Regions from separate parts of the Homo sapiens genome. Here regions 1, 2, 4, 5, 6 and 7 are each linked to region 3. The links are chromatin loops, found by intact Hi-C in ENCODE. Cell type or tissue: A673. All regions are shown on one strand. Region 1 overlaps KDSR-DT (KDSR divergent transcript). Region 2 has its middle 300 kb from the start of PHLPP1. Region 3 has its middle 17 kb from the start of VPS4B. Region 4 has its middle 62 kb from the start of ZCCHC2. Region 5 has its middle 290 kb from the start of BCL2. Region 6 has its middle 200 kb from the start of BCL2. Region 7 overlaps SERPINB5 (serpin family B member 5).

What was found. Peaks named below come from ENCODE experiments on the same cell type or tissue, not always from the same donor. Only the 100,000 strongest peaks of a DNase experiment are listed, where the experiment ranks them.
Region 1: a loop joins it to region 3, with 6 times the contacts of the local background. A loop is called at or near these places in 74 of 110 quality-filtered maps.
Region 2: it touches region 3 in a loop (6-fold over the local background); 97 of 110 quality-filtered maps call a loop at or near these places.
Region 4: a loop joins it to region 3, with 4 times the contacts of the local background. A loop is called at or near these places in 3 of 110 quality-filtered maps.
Region 5: it touches region 3 in a loop (7-fold over the local background); 96 of 110 quality-filtered maps call a loop at or near these places.
Region 6: it touches region 3 in a loop (6-fold over the local background); 27 of 110 quality-filtered maps call a loop at or near these places.
Region 7: a loop joins it to region 3, with 2.0 times the contacts of the local background. A loop is called at or near these places in 4 of 110 quality-filtered maps.

The regions. Positions count from the first base shown.
Region 1 is chr18:63,375,328-63,379,327 of GRCh38, forward strand. All of the region lies in intron 1 of KDSR-DT (KDSR divergent transcript), which reads left to right. Among named protein-coding and RNA genes, the nearest start is that of KDSR-DT, 10 kb to the left of the region's middle. In A673, no CTCF peak of the experiment used is centred here; DNase peaks (open chromatin) are centred at 1,424, 2,104 and 2,424; H3K27ac peaks cover 3,922 bases.
Region 2 is chr18:63,014,071-63,018,070 of GRCh38, forward strand. No RefSeq gene overlaps it. Among named protein-coding and RNA genes, the nearest start is that of PHLPP1, 300 kb to the left of the region's middle. In A673, a CTCF peak has its summit at 2,362 (motif pointing right); a DNase peak (open chromatin) is centred at 2,391.
Region 3 is chr18:63,437,331-63,441,330 of GRCh38, forward strand. No RefSeq gene overlaps it. Among named protein-coding and RNA genes, the nearest start is that of VPS4B, 17 kb to the left of the region's middle. In A673, a CTCF peak has its summit at 2,110 (motif pointing left); a DNase peak (open chromatin) is centred at 2,121; H3K27ac peaks cover 3,088 bases.
Region 4 is chr18:62,582,850-62,586,849 of GRCh38, forward strand. It overlaps a transcript of ZCCHC2 not described here. Among named protein-coding and RNA genes, the nearest start is that of ZCCHC2, 62 kb to the left of the region's middle. RefSeq lists enhancers at 1,351-1,410, 3,276-3,455, 3,327-3,621. In A673, CTCF peaks have their summits at 1,667 (motif pointing left) and 3,520 (motif pointing right); DNase peaks (open chromatin) are centred at 1,652 and 3,532.
Region 5 is chr18:63,022,887-63,026,886 of GRCh38, forward strand. No RefSeq gene overlaps it. Among named protein-coding and RNA genes, the nearest start is that of BCL2, 290 kb to the right of the region's middle. In A673, a CTCF peak has its summit at 2,457; a DNase peak (open chromatin) is centred at 2,465.
Region 6 is chr18:63,117,519-63,121,518 of GRCh38, forward strand. No RefSeq gene overlaps it. Among named protein-coding and RNA genes, the nearest start is that of BCL2, 200 kb to the right of the region's middle. In A673, a CTCF peak has its summit at 2,252 (motif pointing right); DNase peaks (open chromatin) are centred at 2,333 and 3,223; H3K4me3 peaks cover 894 bases; H3K27ac peaks cover 1,409 bases.
Region 7 is chr18:63,504,524-63,508,523 of GRCh38, forward strand. It overlaps SERPINB5 (serpin family B member 5), which reads left to right. Exons shown (of 7, transcript NM_002639.5): 7 at 1-562. Among named protein-coding and RNA genes, the nearest start is that of SERPINB5, 30 kb to the left of the region's middle. In A673, a CTCF peak has its summit at 1,724 (motif pointing left); a DNase peak (open chromatin) is centred at 1,718; H3K27ac peaks cover 587 bases.

The DNA.
Region 1 (4,000 bases), 62 kb before region 3:
CCAAAAAGTTGACAAAAAGTCAATCCCACAGTACATGCTATGTGATTCCATTTATCTAACATTCTTGAAATGGCAATATCATAAATAAATAACAGGCTGGAGTGGTGGCTCACACCTGTAATCCCAACACTTTGGGAGGCTGAGGCGAACAGATCACTTGAGCTCAGGAGTTCAAGACCAACCTGGGCAACGTGGTGAAACCCTGCTTCTACCAAAGGTACAAAAACTTAGCCAGGCATGGTGTCCTGCATTTGTAGTCCTAGCTACTTGGAAGGCTGGAGGTGGGATAATTGCTTGGGGGTGGGCAGGGGAATGGGAGGTAGAAGTTACAGTGAGCTGAGATTGCACCACTGCACTCCAGCCTGGGTGACAGAGCAAGATTATCTCAAAAAATTTAAATTTTTTTTTTAAAAAACTAACATCATTGGCCGGGCACGGTGGCTCACACCTGTAATTCCAGCACTTTGGGAGGCCGAGGTGGATGGATCACCTGAGGTCAGGAGTTCGAGACCAGCCTGACCATGGTGAAACCCTGTCTCTACTAAAAATACAAAATTAGCTGGGAGTGGTGGTGCATGCCTGTGATCCCAGCTACTTGGGAGGCTGAGGCAGGAGACTTGCTTGAACCCAGGAGGCAGAGGTTGTAGTGAGCCAAGATTGTGCCATTGCACTCCAGCCTGGGCAACAAAAGTGAAACTCCATCTCAAACAAAACAAAACAAAAAATCAAAAACTAACATCATTTCTAGGGGTTAAGGAGGAAGTGGAACAGGAGGGAAGTAGATGTGGCTATAAAAATGGGAGCATGTGATAATAAGAATGTTCTGTATCTTGACTATATCTATGTCAATATCCTGGTTGTGATATAGTGGTATAATTTTGCAGGATGTTACCACTGGGGGAAAGTGGGTACAGGGGATCTCTGTTTTGTTCCTTACAACTACATGTGCATCTACAATTATCTTAAAGTAACAAGTTTAATAAAAACAGAGAAAATTAAAGTGAAAGAGGACAGCAGGAGAGTGGGTGGGTGAGATGCAGCAATGCAAGAAGAGGCAGGAGAGATCTTAAGCACAACTAGGACTCAACCCACCATTGCTGCTTTGAAAGTGGAGGAGGGGGCCACAAGCCAAGGAGTGTAGGTGGCCTCGAGAAAGTGGGAACACCTCTCAGCTGACAGCCAGCAAGAACATGGGACCTCAGTCCTACAACCACAAGGAATTGAATTCTGCTCACAACCTGAATGACCAAGGAAACTAATTCTCCCTAGGCTGGAGTACAGTGATGCAATCATAACCCAGGCTGGAATGCAGTGGTGTGATTACAGCTCACTGCAGCCTCAAACTCCTGGTCTCAAGCAATCCTCCCACCTCAGTTTCCTGAGTAGCTGGGACTACAGGCTTGCAACACTATCTCTGGCTGACGTCCTGATTTTAGCCCAGTGAGACCTGTACTGGACTTCTTACTGACAGAACTGTAAGATAATGCATCTGCATTGGTTTAAGCCACTAACTTTGTGGTAATTTGTTACAACAGTATTACGAAACTAATACAAGTTCTTCTTGCCTATTCAGATTCACACATACCAAAAACACAGAATGCATATAACCTAAATTCTGGCCACAACCTACTCGCCATCCATGAAAACCCTGCAAAATACAAACTCAGAAGCACTATATTGGGTGACTGGCTCTCAGCCCCTCAGAACCCAGCTGACAATGCAGGTTCTTCTTGATATTTTTATCATCCTGGTGATACTGTGTCTTACAGAAAGAATTTTTTTGGTCTCTATGGCATTATACCCAAATTTTCCTGTATTGGTCAACCTGATGCAGTTCATCAGCAATGTCTTTTTTTCTAAAAGTTCCTCACTCTACCTTCTGCCTTGTGAGCTGGTTTATTTATCAAGATTGATTTCAAATGTGTCAGTGGCTCAGTGAGGTTTTCCCAAGCAACCTAAGAAGAGTATTTTTTCTCTAATCCACATTTTCCACATTTTAATTATAACATTTATCACATTGTATTATAAAGTAATCACATGACTTATAACTCTTTGACTCAGAAGATTCTTCCACAGTGCCTTGCTGAATTCTGGACACCTAAGTAGGTGTCCAATAATTTATTGTTAAATTGACTGATGATTTGGTCCTCAGGAAACTTGGAGTTAAATAAATGCATGGGTTATGACAAAGCAGAAATCTAAATAACTCCCTTCCTTCCTTCCTTCCTTCCTTCCTTCCTTCCTTCCTTCCTTCCTTCCTTCCTTCCTTCCTTCCTCCTTCCCCCCTTCCTTCCTTCCTTCCTTCTGTTCATTCCAGGTCTTTAGATAATAACTCTTTCAACCAATTGCCTATCAGAAAATCTTGGAATCTGCCTATGACCTCCCAGTTTCCAGTTGTTCCACCTTTCTGGACCAAACCAATGTACATCTTACACGTATTGATTGATGTCTCATGTCTCCCTAAGATGTATAAACCAAGCTGCAGCCCAACCACCATGGGCATATGTTCTCAGGATCTCCCGGGGCTGTGTCATGGGCCATTGTTCACTCATATTTGGCTCAGTATAAATCTCTTCAAATGTTTTAGAATTTGACTCTTTTGGTTGACATGAAAAAGTTGAAAGCAGGAAATAAACAATAAGAACCATTAAGCTAATTTCTAATCTTATCTGATAATTTTTTTTAAATATTTTTTGTATCTTGTTGAAACCATTAAAAAGATATTTTGGATTACCTTAGAATAGCAATATTGGCATTCTTACTCTTCTTACATTCTTAAAAATGAACAAAATATAGAAAATTAAATTAAAAACACTTTTTTTTGAGATGGAGTCTCTATCTGTCACCCAGGCTAGGGTGTGGCATGATCTCAGCTCACTGTAACCTCCGCCTCCTGGGTTCAAGCGACTCTCCTGCCTCAGCCTCCCGAGTAGCTGGGATTACAAGCATGTGCCCCCATGCCTGGCTAATTTTTGTATTTTTAGTAGAGATGGGTTTCATATGTTGGCCAGGCTGGTCTTGAACTCCTGACCTCAGCGGATCTGCCTGCCTCAGTTTCCCAAAGTGCTAGGATTACAGGCGTGAGCCATTGTGCCCGGCCTGAAAGATACATAGTTTCTTTTTTTTCTTCTTCTTCTTTTTTTTTGAGACAGAGTTTTGCTCTTGTCACCCAGTCTGGAGTGCAATGGCACAATCTTGGCTCGCTGCAACCTCTGCCTCCTGGGTTCAAGTGATTCTCCTGCCTCAGCCTCCTGAATAGCTGGGATTACAGGCACCTGCCACCATGCCTGGGTAATTTTTGTGTTTTTAGTAGAGATGAGGTTGCACCATGTTGGCCAGGCTGGTCTCGAACTCCTGACCTCAGGTGATCTGCCTGCCTTGGCCTTCTAAAGTGCTGGGATTACAGGTGTGAGCCACCGTGCTCGACTTGAAAGGTAAGTAATTTCTTTTGAAAGGAACTGGCACAATCCTGATACAGAGGTATTATGAGAGAAAAAAAAAAAAAGAGGGGAAAGAGCGGTGAAGAGCAGAAAGACTCCTCAATAGATTTACACTCAGGGAAAAAACAAAACAAAACAAAAAATCTTTTATTTGGATACTTAAATATTTCACCATGATTTAAAACATTTGGTGAAGCAGTTATTTTATGAAGGAAGACTACAAATGCAAGGACTCAGGGAAGAATGATGAAACAACAAGAGGAGATAAAAGTTACACTGGCAGAAATCAGGAAAGAAGTAAAAGTAAAAATCATCACAGATATGAAAATGAAAGTGAACGCAGGAGGAGAATAGAGTGAAAAACACAGTAAGGAACAGAAAGGAAATAATGAGTAAAGCAAACAAAATGAAATGAAAACAAAGAATTTAAAAGACAGAAAAAAAGATAAGAAAACAGACAAAGGATGTGAGTCGACATATGTAGAATAGGAATACCTGAAGAAAAAAAACAAGACATTAGAAATATTTTTAAAAATTTCAAATACACTTTCCTAAAATAC
Region 2 (4,000 bases), 420 kb before region 3:
TGTTTTCTTCTAGGTGGCTTAGTATTTGATCTTTTCCATTTAGATCTACAACACAGAATTGATTTCTGTGTGTGGTGTGCATTAGGTGTTAAGACATATTTTGTCTGCATAAGGTTAACCAATTGACCCAACATCATTTTTTTAAATGGCCAGGTTTTCCTCATTCTACTGCATTGTCACTACTGTCATCAATTAGATGACCTTGTGTGTAAGCCTGTGTCTAGACTTTCTATGTTGTTCCATTGGTTTATTTGTTCTTATGCCTTTATTACACTGTCTTAATTGCTGTAGTTTTATAACAAGTCCTTTTTAAAAAAAATTGTGGTAGAATGCATATAACAAAATTAACCATTGTAACCATTTTTATGCATACAGTTCAATGTCAGTAAGTGTATTTGCATCATTGGGCAACCATCACCACCCTCCATCTCTAGAACTCTTTTTATCTTTCCAAACTGAAACTCTGTATCCGTTAAACAAACACTCTCCATTATCTCTCCCCTAAGCCTCTGGCAATCACCATCCTACTTTCTGTCTTGATAAGCTTGACTAGTCTAGGTACCTCATATAAGGAGAATCATATGACATTTGTCCTTTAGTGACTGGCATAGTTCAATTACCATAATGTCGTCAAGATTCATCCGTGTGGTAGCAGGTGTCAGAATTTTTTCCCTTCTAAGGCTGGATAATATTTCACTGCATGTGTACACCACATTTTGTCTACAGACACTGGGGTTGCTTCCACCTTTTGCTATTGCAAATAATGCTGGTGTGAACATGGGTGTACAAGTATCTGTTTAAGTCCTTGCTTTCAATGTTGTGGGGTATATACCCAGACATGGAATTATGTAATAAGCTTTGATATCTGATAATGTAACTCCTTTAGCGTTCTTCTTTAAGTAATTTTTAAAAAATTTCCCCATGAATTTTTAGAATCAGCTTGCCAATTTAAAAAAATCTGGCATTTTGATGGGAATTACTTTAAATCTATAAATATATTTTGGAATAATTGACATTTTTATACTTTTGAGGCTTTCATTCCATGAACGTTGCAAATTCCTCTGTTTACTTAGATCTTTAATTTCTTTCAATGATGTTTTGTATTTTCAGGGTAGGGGTCTTAGACATATTTTGTTAGATTTATTCCCAGGTATTTGTATTTGATGTTTTCTTGATGCAGTTGTAAAGGTGTCATTTAAAAAACTCATTTTCTAGTTAAGCTTGCTGGTGCAGAGAAACTCAATAGATCATATATTATGAATTCTTAGCAACTTGGTTCATGGGGCGGCTCTACCTGATCTTCGAGGACACAAGTTTAAATCTCATAATGACTGTAATCTCTGTTAATTTATCTGCTTACTGAATTTTGTGAAGTATGTTAAGTGGCCCAGATAAAGACAGGGTTTGCCTGGTCTGTGCTTCACCAAAAATCACTGGGGTTGGTGTTAGCGGTGGTCACACACTGTGAACAAACGCTGGGTTCATGTCTAGGATCCAATTCTAGTGGGTTATTCCAAACCAATGGTGTTTATGCAGAGAGCACAGGCAGGAGGTGGGACCCAGGAGCCAAGGCACATGGAAGAAAGGGGCTGTTCTTGGCCGGGACAGGAGGCTGGGGCTGGGAATGATGTGAAGGCTGGCTCAGGTCTAATTTGGGAGGTGCTGGTAGTAGAATGCGCCTGGGAAAGGTGTGGACGTTTCATGTTGGGTCAGCTGGGGCCATGGAGCAAGACCTCCCAGGGTGGTGGCCTCTATGAAGGGAAACGTCTACGATGGCCACCGATGAGGAATGAGAGGGAATTGCTTCTAAACTCCTGTGTTCTCTATGTCTAGGACGGTGCCTCTGACTGTACACATATATCCTTTTTCTTTTTCTCGCTCTCTTTTTTTTTTTTTCTTTTTTTGAGATGGAGTCTTGCTCTGTTGCCCAGGCTGGAGTACAGTGGCGTGATCTTGGCTCACTGCAACCTCCGCCTCCCGGGTTCCAGCGATTCTCCTGCCTCAGCCTCCCGAGTAGCTGGGATTACAGGCACATGCCACCACGCCCGGCTACTTTTTGTATTTTCAGTAGAGACGGGGTTTCACCTTGTTGGCCAGGCTGGTCTCAAACTCCTGACCTCAAGTGATCCCCCGACTTGGCCTCCCAAAGTGCTGGGATTACAGGTGTGAGCCACTGCGCCTGGCCCTGCACGCATATTTTCTGGAAAAAGTACAGAAGATTTATTTCATGTTAAGCAAGGGGAATTTTTAGGTTGCATAATTTTAAGAAAGTCTTTTTCACAAGCAATAATAAAAACAGTAAGAATAGGAGTAATGAAGAAAATTGAGAAGAAACGACGCGAAGGTTCTCACAGTTTGTCATGAAGCCACTAGGGGGCAGGGGAAGACAGCTATTTGGAGCCGCTGAAACCCATAGCAAACCCCATCCTTTTTTTTCCCACCAAAGGAAAGCTTGAGTTAAAAAAAAAAAAAAAGTATAGCCCAAACCAAAAATGGCTTTACTATTATCAAGAATTTCTAGTTTTGTGAGGTAGCATATATTTTTTATTTAGAGTGTTGAGCATCAAATGCAACTCTAGCTTTAACTTGAAATTCAGGCTGGGCACAGTGGCTCACACCTGTAATCCCAGCACTTTGGGAGGCCGACGCGGGCAGATCGCTTGAGGTCAGGAGTTCAAGACCAGCCTGGCCAACATGTTGAAACCCGGTCTCTACTGAAAATACAAAAAATAGCCGGATGTGGTGGGCGCCTGTAATCCCAGTTACTTGGGAGGCTGAGGCACGAGAATCGCTTGAACCCAGGAGGTGGAGGTTGCAGTGAACCAAGATTGTGCCATTGCCGACCAGCCTGGGTGACAGAGTGAGGATCCATCTCAAAAAAAACAAAAAAAGAAAGAAAGAAAGAAAGAAATTCAATGGGTCAGACAGAATTCAAACTTACTGTTTAGTACTGTGCTTCCTGCTTGACCATAGGAATATACAAATACATATATATTGTGGTCACTCTCCTCAAAGAGTGTTTGGTCAAGTTCGGAAAGTGAGGAACAGATAGTGGACATTTAAAGTGGACACAGCTGCTTTCTTGGTCACTGCCATTTGATTTTGAAGGATCCTAAACCCAAAGTATGCCCAAGGGAATCAGCTTCAGGTGCAGCTTTGTTCTGGTCTCAGAAAAGTTTGAAATTGTTGCTGCATGATGGATCTTTTCCATTGGAACTATTCCCGACTCACAGAGCACAAAGACAGACAGTAATGTTATAGTGAACCACTGCCAGGTGCAGTGGAGAAGCACAGTCAGTTACCTCTGCTGGCCCTTCACAGCTTGTGAGGGCTTTTTAGTTAATTATCTTATGCAGGGAATTAAGCATTTAATGTGACCCTCCTATGGATTGAATTACAGCACCTTTTGACCCTAAGAGTCTATGATATCCCGACAATCTTATGAGGTAAGGATGAAATATAACATCCCATTCAAAGAAGCTGAGGCTCTGAGGGCTGGCTTCTCCAAGTTCATTCATGCAACAAATGTTTATGAGCTCTGTGATAGACCTGAGGAATATTAAGGAGCTCTCAGAATAATAGAGGAAAGGGACATATAAGCTTCAGAACAGAGTGTGATGTGAGGTGCCATGGAGATGTGTGCAAGGTGCCATGCAAGTAGTGAGGAAAGGTTCCAAGACTCAGCTGATGGAAAGTGACCTGTGGCAGCACAGAAGTGGTGACTTTTTAATTGCCTTAACTATCTCCAAGACACCTGGCAAAAGCAAAATTGAAACCACTATGAAGGGACATGTCTAAGATCCAAGCTGCACAGAATTCCCACAGAAGACAAAACAGAATAAAACAAGACCATCTCTGAAAGAGAATTTTATAATAAAAAATTATGAAACACTAAAGTATATATTCCATCATGAGTGAAAGTAAGCATTCATCCCAAACATGGTAGCTTTCAGATAATAAAATGCTCAATTGAAAGAGTATAATATAATATGCTTAAAGT
Region 3 (4,000 bases):
CCGCCTCGGCCTCCCAAAGTGTTGGGATTACAGGCGTGAGCCACTGCGCCTGGCCTATCTCTGTAATTTATTAATCTTATGTAATTTTTTTTTTTAAAGAGACAGGATCTCGCTCAGTAACCCACGCTGGAGTGCAGCACTGCCATCATAGCTCACTGCAGCCTCAAATTCCTGGGCTCCAGCAATCTCACCTCAGCCTTTCAGGTAGCTGGGACCACAGGCATGTGCCATGATGCCTGGCTAATTATTTATTTTTTTGTAGCGATGAGAGTCTCACCATGTTGCCCAAGCTGGTCTTGGACTCCTGGCCTCCAGCAATCCTTCCACCTTGGCCTCCTAAGGTGCTAGGATTATATGCCTGAGCCACAGCCCCTGACCAATCTTATATAATTTTATATAAGCATTTATTTTCAAATTAATGCGCATACTTATGTGAATAAATCTAAACAAATAGGTTTCCTAGCTCTTTTTTTTCTGAAATATTTCTGTGATGGATTGAAAGAAATTTAAAAAATAATTTTAAAGAAATCTTATCAAATGTTTTAGCTCTGAAAACAGAAAATTGTGTCTGGATTGCTGCTGTAACAATGTAACACCAACAGAATGGCTTCAAACAACAGAAATGGAGCCTGGGGCATGGTGGTTCATGCCTGCAATTCCAGCACTTTGGGAGGTGAAGGCAGGAGGATTGCTTGAGCCTGGGAGTTTGAGACCCCCAGCCTCCACAGCATGGTGAAACTCTGTCTCTACAAAAAGTAGATTTTAAAAAAAGAAAATAAACTTGTCTGGCATGGTATATGCCTGTAGTCCTAGCTACTTGGAAGGCTGAGAAGGGGGGATAGCTTGAGCCTAGGGGTTTGAGGCTGCAGTGAGCCATGATTGCATCACTGCACTCCAGTCTGGGTGACAGAGCAAGACCCTGTCTTAAAAATAAAACCAACCAAACAAAAACCAACAGAAATATATCCTGTCACTGTCCTGGAATCTGGAAGTCTGAAAATCAGGGCAATGCTCCCTCTGAAGGCTCTAGTGAAGGATCCTGCCTGGCCTAATTCTAGTTTCCGGTGGTGGCTGGCAACCCTTGGTTCTCCTTGGCTTACAGACAAATCACTCCATCTCTGCCTCCATCGTCATCACATCATGTTCTCCCTCTGTGTCTGAGTCTCTGTGCCCAAATTTCCCTCTTTTTTTTTTTTTTTTTTTTTTTTTTTGAGACAGAATCTTACTCTGTCACCCAGGCTGGAGTGCAGAGGTGCGATCTTGGCTCACTGCAACCTTCACCTCCCTGGTTTAATTGATTCTCCTGCCTCAGCCTCCTGAGTGGCTGGGACTACAGGCATGCACCACCATGACCAGCTAATTTTTGTATTTTTAGTAGAGACGGGGTTTTCCCAAGTTGGCCAGGCTGGTCTTGAACTCCTGACATCAGGTGATCCACCCGCCTCAGCCTCCCAAAGTGCTGGGATTACAGGCATGAGCCACCAGCGCCAGCCAAAATTTCCCTCTTCTGACAAGGATACCAGTCAGCAATCAAGAACCCTGAGCAATGGCAACATGAACTGAAGCTAATTCATGATCCAAATATTACTAAATGGTTCCAAGGAGAAGCAGTATCTAGAGACAGTTAGCTTCAGATGAGTAACTGCCATGAAGAGCATTCTGACACAACGTGAAATATTGACTTCCAGGTCAACCTTTTGTTATAAATATTCTGTACAAATGACAGGATAAAGCTCCTTTATAAATAAAGTAATTACCTCAGAAAATTTAAGAATTTCACTCTTCTGTGTCTAGTGGTCTGACAAAGGAATTAAAATTATTTTAAAAATTGTGATTCAAAGGGTTTTAGAAAAAAATAAAAGCAGTTCAAATACTGTTGCTCCTTTTAATGGTTTTTTTTTTTTTTTGGTCATTGGATCAATCCCCAAATACCAGTTTCATCTGCAAATTTTAAAGAAATTCTCCCACTCTTGAATTAATTTTATTTTCTTAGTTCAGTCAATCTATCTCTTAATTAACTAACAATCCAGAATGTATTAAAGACAATCTGTATTCGTTAGTTTTCCAGTTTTTTGGTCTTAAGTGTGGTAAGAATGCCCTCTACTGGCAATGCCCCGAAAATACAGTTCTCTATCCGTGCAGCTGGAACAGGGGGATTCAACGGTAAGCAGCTTGCCTTTCCTTGTAGCCTTCCTTGAAAATTGCCAGAGGTAGTAGGCTCAGGGCTAGCAACACCGAAAGGCACAGATTAGGAAACCCACTGTGAAGTAAGCCTTGGCCCACAGCCCTCTGGGTTGAATTGAAAAACGCTTACTTCTCTACAGAGCAATGCTGTTCAATAGAAAAATAATGCAAGCTACAAGTGTGAGCCACATATATGATTTCAAATTTTCTAGTGGTCACATTAAGACAAGTGTAAAGAAACAAGTGAAAATAATTTTACAAATGTATTTTTATTAACCTAACATATTCAAAATATTGTAATTTCAACATGTAATCAATATAAAAAATTAATGAGACATTTTCAGTGTTTTTGTTGCACTGATCTTTGAAATCCGGTGTGTACTTTCCACTTGCAGCGCATCTCCATGTGGACTAGACACATGTCAAGTGTTTAGTAGCCCCATGGGGCTGGTGGTTGTTGTGCTGGACAGTACAGGACCGACTCCAGAAACAAAGACAAGACGTGAGGGATATGACTTTACCTGCTTCACAATTTATAATTCATAGCTCAGGGCAATACCTTACCATTTTCCTGAAATCCGTCTAGAAGAAGACCATTATACATTCATACATTCGCTTGCAAGAATCTAGAGGTCAATATTGTGTTTGTATCATTTTTGGCGCAACAACAATTATACAAAGTAGCAGCACCAGAACTCTGGAAGGTGGATTGACATTATGTATCCAGAGCTTACAAACATTCACAGCTTCCAGATCAGCAGTTATATTGATGGAGATTGTGGCAGTGAAATATGAGCACAGCTCTGGCTTTGGGGGCCAAGTTCCTGTTTGCTGGGTTGGGCTGTGTCTCTTTGCTGGGCTGGACTGCATTTCTGCTCCCAACTCTGGCAAGACTGGGCTCTCAGGATGGCTGTAACCCTCAGCAGCACATGTCCAGTCATCCCTGACAGGCCTGCTTTGGCCTGGGCCCAGGAACACTGACACTCCTTCGGACTGCTGGTCACACTTTTGGCTTGCTTTTCTTTCCCTTTCCCTTGGGGTCTGAGGTTGGGTGGGATGGGCTAGTTAAAAATTAGATGCATCCATAAAATTAAACTAGTAATCAACATGTATAATTTTACTAATAAGTGTATAATGAAACTAATTAAATGTATTATTGTTCATGAAGGTCTTTGTCCTCCAGGCTGTTTCGTTGGTTCTAATGAGAGGGAGCCGTGGGTTATGGTGAAAGGGCATGGCTTTTCTGGACCTTCTGCCCTGGAAGGGGTATCTACCCAGAGGAGATAGACAGAGATGCAGAGCAAGATCCATGGATAAATCTATTCAACCAGCCTTTTTTATATTAGGAACAAATAGAAACAAATATTCAACAGTAGGAAATTGCTTAAAAATATGACATTTCCATATGATGGAAATTATGTAGCTTTCAAATAAGGTTTCAATTAATGTTTTCCCTCTTTTGTTTTGTTTTGTTTTATCCATGACTCCATGACACCCGAGTTTTGTAGGGTTTATTATGAAAAGCATCAGCCCCTTTCCCTTTCACTTCTCCCCTCCCCAGATGTCTCACTACCTCTGAACTGGTCATTTTGAAATTTACTTCCAGTTCTCCAAATTAGCCACATGTATTTCTGTTTGTAGATTTTCGGCTTTAGTCATTATGTATTGGCTCTTAGTTCTGGAGGAGGCACTGAGCTTCTTCCCTTCCCATCCCCACCGTGAATGCTCACCTCTCCCGTTTCCTTGCCCTTCTCTCTCCTACGGCTTCAGCCTCCTCAGGCTGGGTGCTGCTTTTGCTTTTTTTTTTTTTTTTTTT
Region 4 (4,000 bases), 850 kb before region 3:
CAACACTTTGGGAGGCCAAGGCCTTGGGCAGATCACTTGAGCCCAAGAATTCAAGACCAGCCTGGGCAACATGACGAAACCCCATCTCTACAAAAAATACAAAAATTAGCTGGTCCTGGTGGTCTATGCCTGTAGTCCCAGCTACTCAGGAGGCTGAGGCAGGAAGATCGCTTGAGCCCAGCAGGCAGAGGCTTCAGTGAGCCCAGATCATGCCACTGCACTCCAGCCTAGGTGACAGAGTGAGACCGTGTCTTTTTTTTTTAATAAAAGGGAAGATGTGGACGAGAACAGGTTTGGGTAGGAGTGATGGCAGTGATTCTTTGGATGGTGAGGAACCTAGCAAACATAGCTCTTCATTAGACTAAGATTAGTTAATTTTGCTCTATGCACTGATGAACGATATAGAAGCTATTCCTTACCCTCGCAGATTAAACCTAGTTGGAAAGCTTGCCAGTTAATGGTATGTATGGACTGTACAGACATGCCGAGTCATAACGGTCATGATTATTCAGTACCAAAGTAAAAGTTTATGGCAAGGCAAATCTACATTTAATTTTTTATGTAAGCACTAAGAATCAAATTTTTCTGAAAAGGTTCCAAAGAGATGAGAAAGCACGGTGTAAAATACCTGTTTTCTTAACAGCACCTAGTACTTAACAGCACCATCCATTTGAGCTTGGAAGACATCTTTTTCACTTCTCCATACTGATTGCAAAAGCATTCTAAGGTTAAGGCAGTGAAACCATATGGAGGCAAGCTGTGACAATAGTTCCACCCCATGACACTCCCATAATCTTAAAAGAATAAAAAAATACTGACCCCCCCCTCCACCCAACCCCACCCCACCAAGAGGGAGGGCTCATTGATTTCCAGAGCAGTGAGTTTCGAGGTGTGAGATATGAAGAAATGGGGTCCCTGCCTGGAAACGTAGTCACGACATCTCTACATCTTCTTCTCTTTAGGGGAGGAGACCAGCTGTTAAAGGATGAGGGGCTCTGGGGTCCCAGGGCTGAGAGGCAGGTGTCAGCTCGGGGTGGAGGGAATGTTTTAACTGGAGTGCCCTCGCCCCTTCAGATGACCCTGTGCAGAGAGAGGACAGGCCAGGGCGGACAACCTTGTCTTTCCCTGGATGCTCATTAACGTATTGGCTTGCTCAGGTTGGATTCCTAGGGTCAGAATAACATCATATTTGATGTTACCGCTGCTTACAGATACAGCTGTTGTGCTTGTCCATGCAAAATTTCCCTAATTCCTAAACGCTGTCCTCTGTTGAAAAATGTAAGCCCCCTGAATTGGAACATGGGTACACATCACCTGAGTTCTGTGTGTGTATGCAAATGTTTATCAATTGTGGAAGCTTTGGAATTGGGGGTGGTTTGGGGCTTCCTCTTGTCTGTTCTGTAATGGGGGCACATCACACGTGTGGGGACCGGAGACCCTTCACGCAGTCACCTCCGCCTGCAGAGAATGCGGGCCTTGGTCACCAGAAGCTCTCAATCCCATGATCCGGTTTTGCTCTCTGAAATTTGGCGGTGGGAGTTGTGGTGAGGTGGGGGGTTGGGTGGTTCTTCATTGTTTTTCTTTTTCCTCTTGCAGTTCCAATTTGAGCCGCTGTGAAAAAGGCCTCCACCAGCCTCTCACCAGAAGAGATTGCTCATTGGAACGCAATGCCACCTGGTGGGGGACGAGGACAGTGCGAGCAAGCAGATGTTATTTCCTACTGACCTAATTTAGAGAACATTAAACGTAAGAGAGGGAACATTTGGGGTTGGAAGCCTGTGCCCAAAACCTTAAAGAGTGCAGGCAGCTGGCCATAAAAGCAGCTTGAGCAAACCCCTCATTCAGCCGTTGAAATGTGTGTGTGAACACTTTAAAGGTTTCCTCTGTGCTTTTCCTGCGTGCATTTGGTCATCACAGCTGTGAAGTGGGGTGGGAATGTTTCCCCTCGTTTTCTAGGAGAGAAATTTTGGGTTCAGTGAGACGAAGTGCTGCAGACAGGCCCATGGTGATGCTCAGGCCTCTGCTTGAAGTTGGTGCTCACTTCCTGGCACCACTTCCTGCCCCCACCAGTGCTTCTGGCAGAGCCCAGGGCAGTGGCTTTATGGAACTGTGTAAGGTGATAGGAACCCACAGGTGGAATGGCCGTGTGGCCTCTGGACTGAGGAGGGCTGGACCAGGTTGTGGGCACGCCTGGAACACACGCCACATCCTATCCCATAGCGAGGCCTCTTCCTTGTGGCTCTCGAAGGATTTGAGGACGCGGGAGGGTGAAATGTTTCCAGAGAAATATCCAGGACTTTTAGAACTAGGCTTTCAAAAGCATTTACCTGTCAGATAAATTCAAGTGGCATCAATGCAGATTTTAAATGTGTACAGATATCTCCACTCGCACGCTGAGTTGTGCTTCACACAAGTTTTGCGCACGGAGTATTCCATTAAATCTACTGAAGCAGTGGGGCAAGGAGAAAGGAGAGGTGACTGCTGATGTTTTTAAAGCTCTGACAGTCACATATAGATTGTCCCAGGTACCCCTGCTGCCCCCAAGACACTCCAAAGGCAAAGATGGATGGTGACAAAGTAACCTTCATGCAGAAACAAGAACAGTCACCCCCAACAACAAGCCCTGCTGAAGGTGAAGAATGCCACCAGGCTGCCTGGCAGTTACTGAGTGCTTATTCCTGCTAGCCTATTGGAGTCACGTCATATTTGTTACATGGTAACTTAATTGTGCCTTCCACGCCTTCACAAAATCAGTTGTACAAGAGAAGGCACCCACCACAGTCCATGTGACCTTTCTCGGTCTGATTTACATAGTGGGGATGATGACACTCGCGTTGTAGAGTAGTTGCACGATTAAACCTGGCACACAGACATAAAGCACTCAATGTCTGACACATAGTGGACTCTCAAGAAGTTTGTCATGCAGGGGACACTTGAATGCCCAGTATGGGCCAGACAGCATCAGCTCATTTCAGTCCCACAGCCCTGTGAGGGAGGAACTCTGCCCTGTTTTACAGTTAGGGAAATTGAGGCACAAAGGCTAAGAAGTCGATATCCAAGGGCACAGAATGATTGGGTGACGGTGAGCCCAGGCAGTGTGACAACAAGGTTGCTGCCCCACGCCACCTCTGTCTTTCGTGGGTATGTCGGTGTGAGGTGTAGGCAGCCCTGCACTGGCATTCAGCAGGCGGGACTCCCGGGCAGGCTCTTCTGCGAACACTCATGGGCCACCAGCCCTTTCTGGAACTTGCCTTTTTTTTTTTTTTTTACCTGAAAGCTACGTGAATCGTTGGTAAATTGGTGTAAAAATGGAACTGAGTCATCTCAAAAGTTCCTTTCAGTTCTAAAATTCTGTGAATTGAAGCCTACTTTTTCACTTTAAATGATTTATTGGGTTTACAGTTCTTTACGCTTTCTGATTGAACTGATTTGAAGTTCTTATTTCGTGTGTTGGGGAACACACCCCCAACCCGTCACAGCGTGGCCGTGGGTGGGAGATGGACGTTAGGCTGGCCAGTCACTAGGGGGCAGCATCAGCACGGGTCTGGCTGTCCCTGGCCTTAGGGAGCAGTTTCTGCCCCTCCTGCCCCGTCAGAAAGTCTCGGACTCCTCTCTGCTTGCATGTGTAAAGTTTTCATTTTCAGGGGCCTTTTAGTCAAAAAAAATAAAGCTGTATGACTTAGTGCTGAAGGATATGAATTAGGCGTAGCTCTTGGGTTGGCAGCATAAACCAAGGGGCATCAACCCACCACCGACAAGCTAAGAATGGTTTTTACATCTTTAAATGGTTGAAAAAGGAAAAAGAATGTTTAGTGACACGTGAAAAATACATGAAATTCAAACTTCAGTGTCTACAAATAAAGTGCATTAGCACACGGTCGTCTTGCTTCTCTATGTGTTGTCTGTGGGTGCTTTGTCTTATCCCAGCAAAGTGGAATAACTGGGATGGAGACGCTATGGCCCTCGAAGCCTAAAATATTTACCGTCTGTCCCTTACAGG
Region 5 (4,000 bases), 410 kb before region 3:
TTTGAAAATTCGGCAATATTCCACGAAATATATGTACCATGTTTTGTTTATCCATTCAGCTGCTGATGGACATCTGGGTTGTTTCCACCTTTGGGCCCTTGTAAATAGCTGCTATGAATGCTGCTGCGAACCCTGGTGTACATGTATCTGCTTGAGTCCCTCCCTCCAGCCATTGGAGTGCACACCTCGTAGTGGAATTGCTGGGTCTTATGGTAATTCTTATTTAACTTTCCGAGGAACTGCCAAACTTCTTTTATTTTTAAACAGGAGATTTATTTTTCCTCACTCAGGATCCTGGGCACACATCAGCTTGCTCATTATTTCCCTGGGCCAATGAGCAGGATTTTTCCAGCCTCTTCTCCCTGGTGCATCGCCTTTCTAGGGTCTGGTTCATGCAGGGGCTCAGCAATCTGTCCCACCTCACACAAACCCAAAGCCACACCCCATGAAGGAGAGGACATGTGGCATTTGCTCATGGATCTGTCTTCTCCTTATGTTGACTTTGCAACAGTCTTTGACCCAGCAGCCCGCCTCTTCCTTCTAGAACCACTTTCCACTTTTATTTCCTTCATCGTTTCTCCATCTCTAACAATATAAGTTGTGAGGACAGGGACATTTTCTCTCTTGTTTTCTATTGCAGCCTCCCAGCACAAAATGGTACCTGGCACACAGTAGGTGCTTAGAAATATTTGGTGAATAAGAGAAAGTGCTAAATCTTTTCTATACGTCGTCTCATTTAATGCTTATAACAACTCTATGAAGGGATAATTATCCTATTTTATACTCAAAAACAGGACCAGAGAGTTTAAGTAACTTCCCTAAGGTAACATAGCTAGTGAAATTCCTGTGCTATGTGTTATCCAAACTATAATAGAACAAGCCTGCACCATCTTCCCTGAAGAAAGCTGTTACTCCTCCAACTGCCCACTGGCTGTTCTGGAAAACCCCAGGAATGCTGCCCCTGCGATGGGTGGGTCCCTCCCTGAGTCCTGGGTCTGTACTCAAAGGTTCCCATCCTGTCCCAAAACTGTCCTCCTCTGTGCCCAGAGGAAGGGACCTGGTTCTCCCTTGACTACTCCATCCTCAGCAAGGACCTTCTCCTCTTTAACTTTTTTTTTCTTTTTCTTTTCTTTTTTTTTTTTTTTTTTTTTAGATGGAGTCTCACTCTGTCACCCAGGCTGGAGTACAGTGGCTCGATCCCAGCTCACTGCAACCTCCGCCTCCAAGGTTCAACTGATTCTCATGCCTCAGCCTCCCAGGTAGCTGGGACTACAGGCCCCCACCACCACACCCAGCTATTTTTTTTATTTTTAGTAGAGACTGGGTTTCACCATGTTGGCCAGGCTAGTCTCGAACTCCTGATCTCAGGTGATTCACCAGCCTAGGCCTCCCAAAGTGCTAGGATTACAGGCATGAGCCACCATGCCCAGCCAAGGACCCTCTCCTTTATGTCCCACAGCAATGCAGAGGTCAGGCAGTGACATTTAATAGGACTTTATTCATAGTTTGAGGCTAATGAAAGCACAAAACTGAAAAAAAAAATGACAAACATCCTTGGGCTCAGATCCATCCCAGGGCTCCTCGCTGGGCCACGCTGGCCTCCCAACCAGCCTGGCCCCCAGGGCCTTTACAAGCCAAGCAGCTCACCCGCCTCCCCAGCACACCCCAAGCATCTCTCTCGTGTTAGTCCGCTCGGCCTGTCATAACAAATTACTACAGACTGGCAGCTTAAGCAATGGAAATGTATTTCCTGGAGGCTGGTTCTGGAGGCTAGATGTCTGAGATCAAGGTGTTGGCAGGAATGGGTTCTTCTGAGGCCCCCCTCCTCAGCTTGTAGATGCCGCCTTCTGCCTGTCTTCGCGTGGTCGCCTCTCTGTGTGTATCTGTGTCCTATCTCTTCTGCTTATAAGGACATAGTCACATTAGATTAGGGCCCATTCTGACAACCTCATTTTAACTTAATTGACTCTTTAAAATCTCCACTTCCAAATGCAGTCACATCATGAGGTACTGCCAGCTAGAACTTTAATATATGAATTTGGGGGGGCAGGGGGCCTAGCCAGCCTGTCGCGACTCAGCAGAGAAGTACGTTTGCCCTTTCCCGGGAGTGTAGGGTACTCTGCCCCCATGTCACGGTAATCTTGTTGGCCTCTTCCAAAGACGACTGCCAGTGGCTCTATTTGTTTGTTTCTCCTTATCCAGTGGGGAAAATTCTCGAGTCACATGGCTCTGTGTAAAACAATGGGTGTCTGGTGGGGGATGACGGGCTAAAAGGGCCCACCAAACTGTAAAGTTGCAAAATTCTGTATTTCTAAAATATTTCCAGAGAATATCAATTAGGAGACGATATGGAAAGCGGGGAAGGGTCAAGAGACAGGTTGCTGAAAATAGAAGCCCATCCTCAGTCCGGAATTCTGCCTATCCTAGAGGCTAAGCCTCGCATTTCAGCCCTGTGGGTGGAGCTGTTGCCCATCCTGTGTGAATAGAGTACCTGGCTTCGTGGGTATCAATCCAGGACCACAAAGCACAGCTTTCTTTCTCTCCTGGAACCTTAAATTGAGGTCTGTTCTGTACTCGTCTGTGCGCCAGGTCTTGGCAGCCTTCTCCGGACCTTGGGGCTCTTTGAGTACTTACAGTCTTTGTTCAAATAAGCAGTCTCCTGACGGCTGGCCCAGATGTGGAGCCCACATCTGGAAGCTATCCCTAGTCTTGGCCCAGGCATTCAGGCTTAGGCGATGTGTGTTTCAGGTACAACCACACCCTGCCTGTTGGTCCAAACATAAGGGCCTGTGCAGGGCAGAGGTCTTGGAGGCTGGCGGCTGGCTTGGAGACAGTGTATTAGGTTAAATCCTAATGGGCAGTCATTTGGAAATATACAGGGACCCCCTGCCAATGACTTCATGCTGTGTTCCTGTCCTACCATCCTTCCCTGTTTTTTCTTGGCAGGGCTCGAAGTGCCAGGCCTGCCACAAGCACCCAGCAAGCAACTTCCCTTATCTCTCTGCAGCTTGCTGGTGGGGCATTTATCTTGGCCTATGGGTGGGGAGTGGTTATCCAAACCTCAGACTGAGTCTTCCAGTTGGGAGTTTATAGCTGAGACGTATGGTGCAGGCATGAGGGAGAAATATCCCTACATCACAAAGTGCTGAGTTTAGGAGGGTTCCTATACTTAAGGAAAACTGTGCTACAAAGCCCCAAATGCGGCACAGCTTGCTTCAGACCCACAGCACTTTTCCAAGAAAGGAAATACCCTGTTCATCATCCCCAAGAAGAGCAAGGACCAAGAGGGGTTTATGTGCAGGAAGGAGGGTGGCATTGCTGGGAGTTCGTCTGAGTAAATGCTTGTTTCAGGAGCTTGTGTCAAGCAGTTAGCGCCTGTTGATAGATTTCGGGTATGACAGGTCCAAGGAACCAGGATCCTCACTGAACCTGTCTGGCCTGACCTACGATAGATTTTTTTTTTCCTTGAATCAACTTAAAAGTTTCTCAAGTAGAAAATTTTAAAAATACAGATAAAGGGAAAAAAATCATTCCTCAAATCTCTACATCATAGATGCCAATGTTCACACTTTGGCTTATACACTACTATAATGGACTGAATGTTTATGCTCCCCCCAAATCCACATGTTGACATCCTAACCCCCAGGTGATGGTATATGGGAGGTGATCAGGTCGTGAGGTGGAGCTTGCACAATTGGCTTTTGTGCCCTTATAAAAGAGACCTCGGAGAGCTGTCTTGGCCCTTCTACCACCTGAGACACAGTGAGAAGAGCTGTCTGTGAACCAGGAAGAGGGCCCTCACCAGACACCAAATCTGCTGGCACCTTGATCTGGGACTTCTCAGCTTCTCAAACGATGAGAAATACATGTATGTTGTTTATAAGTCACCTAGTGTATGGTATTTTCTTACAGCAGCCAGGGATGGACTAAGACAACTGCCAGCCTTTCTCTTGTATGTATGAATAAACACTTTTCAAAATAATGACAGGGAATTATTCTG
Region 6 (4,000 bases), 320 kb before region 3:
AACAGGGCCTGATTGCTTTGGGGCTATGGCTTTCATTGTGGATGTGGGCTGAGATAGCTGTGATTCAGGATACAGACAGACAGACAGAAAAAACTAATGACAAGTATGGTAAGGTGGGCAATGAGCTACCATTTTTTAATGCAAAATAACAAAAAGGAATTTTTGCATATGTTTGCAACAAAAAGAATACAAACAGGCACAGATATTTACAGATGATATAGAGAAAGAAGAAGACTTGGCTCTTTCTTTTGCCTTTATTCAGCAAATTATGAAGTGCAAAAAGATAAAAAGAAGAAATTATAGTCTGTGTTTGATGGAGAGCTATTTGGAGAACAGCACAGGGCTCTATTTTTGGCCTTGACCTGTTTTGTAATTTTATCAAAGACTTAGACAAAGGTGTAGAAGACTGTCTTATCAGATCTGTAGACGACACAAATTTGGAGGGCTAGATAATGAGACACAGGTAAGAATTGAGACTCAGAATGTTCACATGGCTTGGCATGGAGGGCAGAGACCAAGAAAATGAAATTTTACAGAGGTGTCAAGACTTGAGTTTGTGCTAAAAGAAATCAATTGTGTAAATTTTCACAGGCATCCTAGTGGTTCATGAAAAAAAAAAAAGAGCTGGGGTTAATGTCAATCTCAATGTAACAGACAACAATACAGAACACTGGGTAAAACATGAATGTGGCTCTGATCCCTGTCACTAAGATGTGGCTTCCAGGCTAGGAAGGGAGTAGCCCCAAAGCACTTGGGACAGGACAGTTGCTGACCAGGGAATGATATTCATTTGGTGTCATCTTCTAAAGGGATGTCGAAAAATTAAGTGCATTCAAATGGGGGCAACTAGGATAATGAAGGCTTGTAAATGGCTGGGACATTCAGCGTGAAGGAGCAAAACCCATTGAGACATATTTTACTGTCTTTGCATTTGCTGTTTTGACAGCTTCAGGTGTTTGTGAACCTCCTGTTGAAGATGATGGCATCACAAAATAGAAAGAGGTTGGGTTCCTCAGTCACTTCCTGGATAAGAGGTTCTCAGGAAGAGTTTCCCAACCTACATTAGATTATGGCATGAGCGTACATCTCTTTGTCGAGGTACTTATATTTGGAGGTTTATTTGTTATTGCAGCCTAATTTAGCCTACCTTAACTAATGTACCTCTCTTAGCCTCATTTTCTACATCTGGACAATGGGGATAATCACATCTACTTCATGAAATTCCTGTGAGATTCAAGTAAGATGATGACACAATAATCATAATAGAAGGCTTCCTACTTCCTTAGACATCCTTCTCTTTTAAAATTTTTATTTATTTATTTATTTTTGTAGAGATATGGTCTAACTATGTTTCCCAGACTGGTCTCAAACTCCTGAGCTCAATTGATCCTCCCTCCTTGGCCCCCCAAAGTGCTGGGGTTACAGGCATGAGCCAACACACCCAGCCCTCTTTTTGTGCTGGTTCCTTTGTGAAAGTTCTGCTGTTGGAAGTGCTCTAGGACCCTACCCTCACCTACTGTCTCCTTCCCCAGGAAATGTCACACAAATCCATGTCTATATACTATCCATATGCTGATGACTGATTGAAGTTCTGTATCGAGATTGAGACCCCTACTATCTATTCAAGAGGAGACTTAGACATGAGTCTGGCACTCAGGAGAGATACAGGATGGAGTTATCAACTGACAAGAGTTTTCTCTTGATTCTCCTCCACTAGATCTGATCCTCACTCACCTCACTTTCTCAATCCTTTTCTAATTCAATAAATGACACCACTATCCACTCAGTTGTTTGGGCAAAAATCCCAGCAGTCATGTTTGAACTCACCAGGGCAGATGGCCCATGCTTTGCTAAGGAAGGTCCCTTGAGAGTGGTGTTAGTAACCAGAGAGACATATGTAGCAAAGTAGAGAAGCTAATCAACTTTAAACATTAAAAAATAGCACCCAAAATTAAATAGGGGGAGAGGGGTAAAAAATGTAAATTTGGGGAGTAAAAGAAACAATGTCAAATTTCTGTTACAAGAAAACTTGTTTCTGTGTTTTCCATGTAGATGGTGTTTGAGTGTTAAATCATTGAGGGACTTAGATTCCCATTGTATACATTTACAGTTTGTATACATTTGCATACAGTTGAATAGTTTTTTGTGTATGTATCTCTTCCAAAAAGAATTGCTGAATGGCCAAATTGGCCCAGAAATGGTCCTGTCTGGCAAATCCTCCGTTCTTAGTATGAGGTTGCCAGGGACCTGAGATGCCGTCCTCCACTTGGTGGCAGTGTGTGGTGGGACACCAAAAAAGGGTGACTAAATCCATTGCCTTCTCCACATTCTTCCAGTAAATGTGGGATTGTAGAGGGTTTTGAGGGTAGAGTCCTGGAGCACTTCAACAGCAGAACTTTCACAAAGGAACCAGCACAAAAACAAAGAGGGCTGAGCGCAGTGGCTCATGCCTATGTTGATAGGAATCACAACCAGATTTGTTTTATATCACTTTAAAAATGTATACAATGGAAGCTAAGTACCACAATGGTTTGATAATTGAAAACTATCTACATAAAACATACAGAAACAAGTTCTTTTTTAACACTTGGAAATTTGGCACTTTCTCTCCTCAAATTCACATTTTCACCCCCATTTTTTCCCAGATGAGATTCCTTAATGTTAACATTTAAAATTGATTAGCTTTTCATACTTTTCTACAGCCAAGATTAAGCTTATGCATTTAAATGCATTTTAGTGACCTTAAGGCTTTACTTTTTGTTCCCAGATTGAGTAATTATTACAACTATTATTTTTATCCAATTACTTGTTTCCTTGGTGCTGACAGAAAGATTAATTTAAATAAAATACTCCGCTGGGTAGTATCTGCTTTTCAGTTTCCAATAAAGTCCAGAGGAGTGCCTGGAGGGGCCTTCCGGGAAGGGGTCTTCTGATGAATCAGCCGATGTGCCACCCCAACTTGACAGAAGGCCCCCTTGTCAGCAGTTTGAAAGACATATACCACGCTTGCCCATGTATGACGGTTCATTTTTAAAATTTAAATGTCAATAGTTGCTAAGGATATAATTTCCAATGCACTCTTTAATAGCATAAGAAAGAAAATTGTTCCCAAACTGTCTGTGGCAGAACTTTTTTGTATGATGTCATTTGTAACCCCTTCCATGAAGTAATTATGATTCCTGATAAAATGCTTGGGTAATTTCCGGATAGACTTTAATGGGATTAAGAACTGCTGAGAAGTCAGGGTCTCCACTCAGCTCTCTAAACCACGCCAACCAGTCTCGAGCTGTTCTTCTGTTGTGGTGCCATTTCTTTTTTCTGTTTGTGTCTCTTCCAAAAAAGAATCACTGAATTGGCTGGCTTGCTGGGAGCCTCTTCTCTTGAGGCCAGTCTGAAATAGAATTCTGACACAGGCTAATAACAAGTTTGTCTGACAAGTTATTTTAAGAATTCACATTTTAAAAATAAATTTGTTACATCATTTTCAAACGATATCCATTGGAATCGAAATACCATACTGGCATGATACTCAATACCCTACATGAAAAATATAGGAGTTACTTTTTGACACTTGGACATTTTACATTTCTTTTTCTTCTCCTCAAATTCATAATTCTGCCTCTCATTTTATCCTAATATAATATTTCTTACAACTAAATTTACAACTTACAATTTCTTAAAATTGATTTACCTCAGGATCATCTATGGCAAATCTGTAAATTTTTGTGGCCATAAGGTTTTTTGTGTTCCTGAGTTGAGTATACAATTACTATTACCCAACTCATAAAAATGCACAAATATATTACAGTTTTGACAAATAATTATTAAGTATAAAATTTAAATTTTATTGGAAATAAATCTCTTAAAAGAGATGGGACTAGTTTATTCCCTCTCTCCTCCATCCCCAGAAAGACACATAACCATAAATAAAAACTACATAATGCTAGAGGGAACTAGTGTTCACCAGTGAGTCTATTCTTGTTTTTTATCTTTACGGATA
Region 7 (4,000 bases), 67 kb after region 3:
TAAGGAATTATAGACCTCTAGTAGCTGAAATGCAAGACCCCAAGAGGAAGTTCAGATCTTAATATAAATTCACTTTCATTTTTGATAGCTGTCCCATCTGGTCATTTGGTTGGCACTAGACTGGTGGCAGGGGCTTCTAGCTGACTTGCACAGGGATTCTCACAATAGCCGATATCAGAATTTGTGTTGAAGGAACTTGTCTCTTCATCTAATATGATAGCGGGAAAAGGAGAGGAAACTACTGCCTTTAGAAAATATAAGTAAAGTGATTAAAGTGCTCACGTTACCTTGACACATAGTTTTTCAGTCTATGGGTTTAGTTACTTTAGATGGCAAGCATGTAACTTATATTAATAGTAATTTGTAAAGTTGGTTGGATAAGCTATCCGTGTTGCAGGTTCATGGATTACTTCTCTATAAAAAATATGTATTTACCAAAAATTTTGTGACATTCCTTCTCCCATCTCTTCCTTGACCTGCATTGTAAATAGGTTCTTCTTGTTCTGAGATTCAATATTGAATTTTTCCTATGCTATTGACAATAAAATATTATTGAACTACATGTCTTGTTTTTTTTTTCCTATTAAGTTAGACTATTTTGAAATAGAACCAAGCCGTGCGTTTACAAAAGCATCCCTGAAGCAGGCAGATCACAAGGTCAAGAGATTGAGACCATCCTGGCCAACATAGTGAAACCCCGTCTCTACTAAAAATACAAAAATTAGCTGGGCGTGGTGGCGCCCACCTGTAGACCCAGCTACTCAGGAGGCTGAGGCAGGAGAATCGCTTGAACCTGGGAGGCGGAGGTTGCAGTGAGCCAAGATCAGGCCACTGCACTCTAGCCTGGCGACAGAGCAAAACTCCGTCTCAAAAAAAAAAAACAAAACAAAAACTCAAAACATAAAAACAACAAAAACAAAACAAAACAAAAAGAACAAACCCCAAAAAACCCCAAAGCATCCCTGTAGGTAAAATGCTCTTTTGAAGATTGAGGCAGACTAAAAAGAAATAAGAATAATTACTTCCTCTTTTCCCTTGTTTTCCTTTCTTCCTAGCCCTCAGCTCTGACTTCTTTCTCCCACACTCCTTTCATCCTAGGGAGTAAAAGACCAGGGCAGTGCTAGAATGACTCTCAACTGCATAAACATCTATAATGGAATCAGACACCTTGGGACATAGAGATCTTCCCAGCCCTTTTCACTCTAAACCCACCCTCAAAAGTCATTATATTAGGACACTGTATGTGCTTAAAACATTGTTTCTTCTTATGAAGAGTGTTTTTCTCAATGCCATGCACATTTGTTTTAAATTAGTTATGGTGTCCCTGAACCTAATATTCAACATAGCCTCTTTTCTGTCCCTATTGTGTGCTTGAACTAAACGTGTCTCCTCTTTCAACAAATGATGAGTACAAAAGCTGACAAATGCCCCCACATCCTTAAAAGATTATTTGTGTGGGATTGCTGGGGGTGGTCAAAGCCAGATTTTGCCCGCTTGGTTCATCATCCCTCTTATCCAGGCTATGAAATACAAAATGTGAGATGACTGTGAAAAACATTAGTGAGTTTTTAGAGGAAGGGAGAGATTTGTGCCTCTTTAAACCAAGAATGCAGGGAGCTTAAAGTGTCTCCTGCAATTTGGAAAACACTGAAAATTTTGGTCATCTTATCTGGGACAGTCTTAATTCAGTGATTTTTCAACCAGGGGAAATTCTGCCCCCTAGGGGACATTTTCATTGTCACAGCTGGGGTACTGTCATCTAGTGGATAGTCTGGGGGGTTTTGTCTAGGATGAGGAGGAAGATGAAAGAGGGTCGGTTTGGAAAGGAAGAATTCAGTGCATTCTGCAAGCACCCTGCCCAGCCCAGCTCACTAGCAAACTGGTCACAGGTATATTATCTCATTTTGTCCTCTCCACAGACCTTTCAGGAGGAAACCATGATCCCATCTTATAAATGAGGACGCTGAGACAGAGAATGGATAGACAACCTACTCAAGGTCACAGAGCTAATGCATGTTGGTGGCTATATTTGAACTCATGAAGACAGACTCCAGAGCTGGACTTCCTAACCTCTCTGCTCCATGCCCTCTTCCAACTGACAGCGATCCCTGACAGGGGTCACTGAATGAACCTGAAAGAATTCCTCTCTTCCAGACCTTCTCTATTTAGGAGGAGTTCCAAATATTTGTCATATCCTGGCAGTCCTTTCCTTGTCAACTAAAACATCCCTAGAGTCAGAGACAGTCCACCAGTAAGGGGCCCAATTACTGCCTTTGCTTATTCTCACAGTGACCCTGAAGTTAAGGGCCATGCCTATCTATTTTATGAGGAAATATGGGCTTAGAAGAATTGGATAATGCCTCCAAATGGGTAAATAGCAGGGCTTGGATTTGTGAACATTATGACTATGAAAACATATATTTAGTTATTTCCTTACTGATGAATATTCAGCTAGTTTCTGGTTTTTCTGTTATAGATAATATTACTATGGACACCTCTATACTTAATCATCTGTAATTATTATTATTATTATTATTTTTTGAGGCAGTCTCTCTCTCTGTTGCCCAGGCTGGAGTGCAGTGGTGCAATCTTGGCTCACTACAACTTCCCTCCCTCCCAGGTTCAAGTGATTCTCATGCCTCAGCCTCCTGAGTAGCTGGGACTACAGGCATCTGCCACCCCACCTGGCTAATTTTTTGTATTTTTAGTAGAGACGGGGTTTCACCATGTTGGCTAGGCTGGTCTTGAAATCCTGACTTCAGGTGATCTGCCCGCCTTGGCCTCCCAAAGTGCTGGGATTACAAGCGTGAGCCACTATCTGTTTAAGATTTCTAAAATCTTTGTGATTGATATGTTATGAATATATCACAATTTATTCATTCTACTCTTGATGGACATGTGGGTATTTCCAGGTTTGGGCTATTACAAATAGTACCATTGTGAATATTCTAGTACATGTTTTTTGGTGAAATATGTGTGCATTCCTGATTGTTACACACACACATATATATATTATATATATATACATTTTATATATATATAAAATGTATATATATATTTTAGTGGTTTTCCCAGTGCCTCTCTATCTTTCATTATGATTGTATAATAATTATGAGTGATTACTTTTTCCAACTATGACTCCTACCATCACCACTGCCATTCTTGGAGAAATTATTATGAGCCAGACACTTTGCTAGACATGACATATGTTATAATTCAGCTTCCACAGCAACCCTATGGGGCACCATTTGAGGTGAAAGGTGCTAAAGTTCAGACATGCGACACAAAAAAGCTTGCTGAGCACAGATGGCTACTGAGTTATATGGTTAGGACTTAAACCCCAGCTCTCTGACTCCACAGTCCATACTTTTTAATCACTATGATTTGATTATATTACAAAACTTACTTGTATTTGGCCATAAAAAAGAATTAAATCATGTCATTTGCAGAAACATGGATGGAACTGAAGGTCATTATCTGAAGTAAAATAAGACAGATTAATCATCTTAGGTGAAATAACCCACATAAAAAGACAAATATTAAATGTTCTCACTTATATGTGAGAGCTACGATATTTGATCACATGGAGGTAGAGTGTGGAAAGATAGAGATCAGAGACTGGGAGGGGTGAGCTGGGGGAGGAGGGGAAGATGAAGAAAAGTGGCTTAAAGGGTACAAACATATAGTGAGATCGAAGGAATAGAGTCAATGTTTGATTTCAGAGTAGGGTGACTGTACTTAACAAAAATGTATTGTACTTGGGTGATGGACAGCCACATACCCTGACTTGATCACTACACATTTTACACATGACATGGAACAAAATTTCATGTGTGCCCATACATTTTTACAAATAAAAAATGAAAGAGACCTAAAGTCCCTTTAGCCTGTTTAGTGTTGGTTGCTTTGCATCAAGAAATTGATGATTCATAGGAAAAAACAAAACAAAAAGCTTCAAGGGCAGATTTTCCTCTATGTTAAAAATGAAATGTTATGTTGA